2 separate regions of the Homo sapiens genome follow, and region 1 is linked to region 2. A link is a loop called in an ENCODE intact Hi-C map of the cell type or tissue named here. Cell type or tissue: heart right ventricle. All regions are shown on one strand.

Region 1 (2,500 bases), 710 kb before region 2:
TTCAGGTTGTCGAAATAAACTGAACTATATACTTATAATACGTGCACTTGTCTTTATGTGTATTAAAAGTTTCAAAAAGAAGAAAAATGTATTCAACTTTGGGTATGCAGTATCCAGAGTTTTCCCTGCATCTTATTGCCTGATGATTCCTACAATACAAGTTGCCCTGGAAAAACAGAAAAAATAGGCAAAGTGTTCAACATAATTTATAAGGCCAATATAATGTTGATACCTAGTCACATAAAGAAAAAAACTCCTATTTTACTTATGAACATAGATGCAAAATAATGCTAAGTAAAATGTTAGGTAACAGAGTCTAATACCCTACTAAAAATATATTACAATCAAATAGGGTTAATATAAATAACGTAAATTTGGTTCAATAAAGGAAGATCTACAATAAAAATCATCACATCAAGGGACATAAACAGGAAAAATAATCACATGATCATCTCAGACACAGAAAAATCATTTTATAAAGTTCAATACCAGTTAATGATTTAAAAATCTCTTAGAAATTTCACAAGAAAATAAAGGAAGGTTTTCAACCTAACAGAGGACATCAACTAAAAATCTACAGCAAACATTCTATTTAACAGAAACTTCAGTGTGGTGCTCTCCTGTAATCCCAGCTACCCTGGAAGCTGAGGTGGGAGGATTGCTTGAGGCCAGTTAGAGGCTGTAGTGAGCTATGACCGCACCTAAGAATAGCCACTACACTCTAGCCACTACGCAGCCAGAACCCATCCCTAAAAAAAAAATTTAAAAACAAAACCAAAAACTTCAGATGCATATTATTTGGAATGTGTTTGCTATACTTAAAAGAAACTGAAATAAAAGTAGTATAAACACATAAGGATTGTTTTTTATCTCAGCAGGAAGTTCAGAGGTCGGCAATACAGCTATGGTACACGACTCCACAAAGCTCAGTGTTCTGGAGGCCCCTTTTGGCTTTCTGCACCATCATCTCATACATTTAACTTTTGCTTTCATCATCTTAAAATGGCTTCTGCTTCTCCAGGTAACCAATGTCCAAGCAGGAAGAAGTGGATGGAAAGAAGGGCAAAGATTCATGGAACCAAGCCAGCTGGGCTTTCTGAAAGTACATGCAAGGACATCCTCTTACATTCCATTGGCTTGGACTGTGTCATATAACTACCTGTAGTTGCAAAGGTGGTTGCATTTTGCTGCTATAAAAAAGCGGGGAGGGCGTTCTGGTAGAAAGATAAAAATAGAGACTTGAAATTGAATAGGCAACTAGTAGTGTCTACCTTGTATTCCCTTTAGGTTTGATAACAACACAATGATCCCCACTGATATGGTTTGGCTCTGTGTCCCCATCCAAATCTCTTCTCAAATTGTAATCCCCATGTATCAAGGGAGGGACCTGGTGGGAGGTGACTGGATCACGGGGGCGGTTTCACCCATGCTGTTTTCCTGGTAGTGAGTGAGTTCTCACATTATCTGATGCTCACACTCTCATTCTCCTGCTGCCTCGTGAAGAAGGTGCTTGCTTCCCCTTCGCCTTCTACCATGATTGTAAGTTTTCTGAGGCTTCCTCAGCCATGTGGAACTGTAAGTCAATTAAACCCCTTTCCTTTATACATCACTCAGTCTCAGGTAGTATCTTTATAGCAGTGTGAGAACGGACTAATACACCCACTATGACCACTACCTTGCAAAACAGTACTTGATGTCTTGGCCATTGAAAACAGACAAAAATAAATGTAACATACAGCTCTGTCAAGAGTTCTGCTACAAACTGCAGAAAACATATGCAGCTGATTTAAAAGAAAATAACTTATTATAATATTAAGTAGCTTATTGAATCTATAAAGTTGTCCACAGAGGTTATGTAAACTTGACAGCTATATAACTAGGAACAACACCCAAATCATATTATAGATCTACTCCAATGGACATGCCATTATTACCACTATTTGGCAAAAATGCTGCAGCATGTACTGCCAACTCCACCAGACTGAGCACTGGGTACTATTGTGGGAATCTCTGCCACTACCCTCTCTGCTAACATATTTTTATTAATTGTACTTGTTAGAAAAAAGAATTTCTTGGCCAGGCACAGTGGCTCATGCCTGTAATCCCAGCACTTTGGGAGGCCGAGGTGGGCGGATCACAAGGTCAGGAGATCGAGACCATCCTGGCTAACACGGTGAAACCCCATCTCTACTAAAAATACACAAAATTAGCTGGGTGTGGTGGTGGGAGCCTGTAGTCCCAGCTACTTGGGAGGCTGAGGCAGGAGAATGGCGTGAACCCAGGAGGTAGAGCTTGCAGTGAGCCGAGATCGTGCCACTGCACTCCAGCCTGGGTGACAGAGCGAGATTCCATCTCAAAAAAAAAAAAAGAAAAAAGAATTTCTTGACAGCATGATTACTATTATAACAGAATACACATTGTTCATTTTTGAGCTCTTTTTTTAAGAGAAGCAACTACAGAAGATAATTTAAATTTAGATTTAATCTGACTACAGATGATA
Region 2 (2,500 bases):
AGGAAATACACAGAAAGCAAAGGAGGCCAGGGAGCTGGAACCAGAGCCCAGTTCACTACGGGAGAAAGTAATTAGAATACTGGAGTGAGATGTCACCATGCTGGACACTTGATGCTGCACCTCTAGACTTTCAATAACTGCCAATAATTTATAAACCACATCTGACTCTTTCTGCCTCTCCTGCAAGATTCAGGGTCCCATGTGGTTGACTGATCCTGAGTCACATTCTCACCTCCTGCTTCCCCCACCCCAGCTTTGGCTTCCACAGCAGGAGGTGGTACATTGGGACCCTCTCAGATAATACACAGTGGAGAACGCCTCCTGATTGAAAGAGGGATTGGATGCTGAAAGGCCAAAACTCTCCATAAATAGCTACAGGATCTGTCAGTAGGAAGTGGCCTCATTCCCAAAAGAGTGATGGAGACTCGGTAACCTTTCTTGGTAACAGGTAACTCATCCACAGGCCCCAAACCTGGACTCTGAAAGTTCCTCTTTCTGGCTGGAGCTGGTCAAAGCCATGCACAGGCAGAACTCGCCAGCATCTTGGAGGCTCAGCTGTCAGGTGATGGAGAACAGCTGGGGTGGTGGGTCGTCAGGGTCACCTGTGAGAAGCTAGGGAGAGGAGAGAGTTTCCATGGGAGGCAGTTGAGTCCCTGTTCTCCCTAAACCAGGATAATCAACTGCCTTCCTAGGGCATTGTCACATCACTTATGGGATTTGTTTTCTCTTTGGCAGGCTTTCCTGAGGAAAGAGCAATTAACCTCAAGTCTGTCTTCAAAAGGTTAGAGTCTTTTTTCTCCTGAGAAACAGAAAAGAGACGTTGGAAGCTGACATGCCTCTTTGTTTATTCTTCGTGCAACTCCTACCAAGATCCTGGAAAAGCAGTGATTCCTTCACAGTCACCCCTTTAGGGTGGTCCCTAAAACCAGATGCAGAACATTTTAGAAAACTCCAAGTCAGTGCTCATTCCTTGGGGCAACCTGCTCTGGGCCTTGTTGAAGGAGAGGTCTGGTTTGTGACATTAACAAGTACATGCTGACAACAAATACAACCACTTCCTCACCTGCTACCATGAGGAAACCAACATACCAGGGTTGCTGGCTTGGAGGGAAACTTACAAACACCCACGAGAGATGGTGGCTTTTGGCCCCTCACAGCCTCCGTAGTCTCCTGGATTTCCCTGGCAGAAGGCCCTCAAACTATGCACAAATGAGGGGCATTGTGCATCCGTCCTATTTTTAAAAACTCTCCAGGAAATACACTTGCTGCCTACACTTCCTCACCACCCACTCGCTCTTCGGGGCTTCTAATCCGGCTTCCGCCCCACCTCGTTCCTGATGGAGCCCCAGGAAGGACTCCAAGGACCTCCTCCTCAGCCACAAATCCTGCAGCCTTGCCCCAGTCCCTCATCCTCAGCCGGTTCAGCATTCCACAGGAAATCTCCCCTCTCTGGGTTTCCGTGGCAGGAAACTCCCGTTGTTTTCTCTTTTTAATGTGTGTGCCTACCCAGGGATCTGAGCTTAGCACCCCTCCCTCTGTGCTGCCTCCTTCATTATCTCACCTACCCTGGGCCTCACCTGACACCTCCATGCAGATGGTCCTCACTTCCAGCCTCTCTTGTCAGCACCAACTCTGAGCTCCAACCCCTGTCGGGCATCAGGTCTCGGGTGCCTCTTCTGAATGTCTAAATATCCCAAACGGAATGGGTCATTTTCTGCTCCAGTTCTGTCCTCCCTTTATAACCTCCTCTCCCAAGAGCCCGCCACCCTCCAGTGTTCACTCTCCAAATCTTAGCGTCATCTCTGGCTTACCCAATGGCCTTACCCCCAAGATCCAACCAATTGCAAGTTCTCTCTTTACCACATCTCTCCGATATCACCATCTTTGTATTCCCATCAAGTGCTTATATTCTACTCTTTTTCAGACCATTGCAGTAACCTCCTAACGGATCCATCTCTACTCTGTCCTCCTCCCACACCCCTTTCCCCACAATCTATATTCTGTGCTTCTTTGAGGACACTCTTCAAGTTCCATCAGGAAGGCACTATTTTGTCTCCCTGCCCTAAAACCTGCAATGGTTCCCACTGCTGATAATAAGTCCTAAGCCTGGCTTTACACCCATCATAATTCAAGGCTCTCCCAGTCCACTTTCCATCACCTTCCCTCTAGGTACACATTTCTGCAGTTTACCTCAAATTCCCACTCATCTTGAAACACTCTGTCTTCCCATCTCCAGGCTTTTACTCAAGCTGGACCTTTCTCAGGTAATGCCTTTCTTTTTATTTACGTCTACCAAAATCTTACCTTTCCCTTTAGGGTCATCTCAAATGCCACTTCTTCCAGGATGCCTCCCAGAGTTTCCCCAGCCAGGAGTGCTTTCCATTCCGTGCTCCCTGGCTTCACTCAGTTTATCCCTGCACACTCATCACACTGAATCTCATGTTGCAGTATTTGAGTATGTGCCTCATTGCCCTGCCTCTGGGTCAGGGATGTTGTCCTA

Evidence for each region. A loop is a pair of places that touch in the nucleus more often than their neighbours do. Peaks named below come from ENCODE experiments on the same cell type or tissue, not always from the same donor. Only the 100,000 strongest peaks of a DNase experiment are listed, where the experiment ranks them.
Region 1: a loop joins it to region 2, with 10 times the contacts of the local background. A loop is called at or near these places in 2 of 110 quality-filtered maps.

The regions. Positions count from the first base shown.
Region 1 is chr4:151,401,254-151,403,753 of GRCh38, forward strand. FHIP1A-DT (FHIP1A divergent transcript) reads right to left here. Exons shown (of 3, transcript NR_183963.1): 3 at 1-166. Among named protein-coding and RNA genes, the nearest start is that of FHIP1A-DT, 6.4 kb to the right of the region's middle. In heart right ventricle, no CTCF peak of the experiment used is centred here; no DNase peak of the experiment used is centred here.
Region 2 is chr4:152,114,790-152,117,289 of GRCh38, forward strand. No RefSeq gene overlaps it. Among named protein-coding and RNA genes, the nearest start is that of LINC02273, 15 kb to the left of the region's middle. In heart right ventricle, no CTCF peak of the experiment used is centred here; a DNase peak (open chromatin) is centred at 1,173; H3K27ac peaks cover 1,725 bases.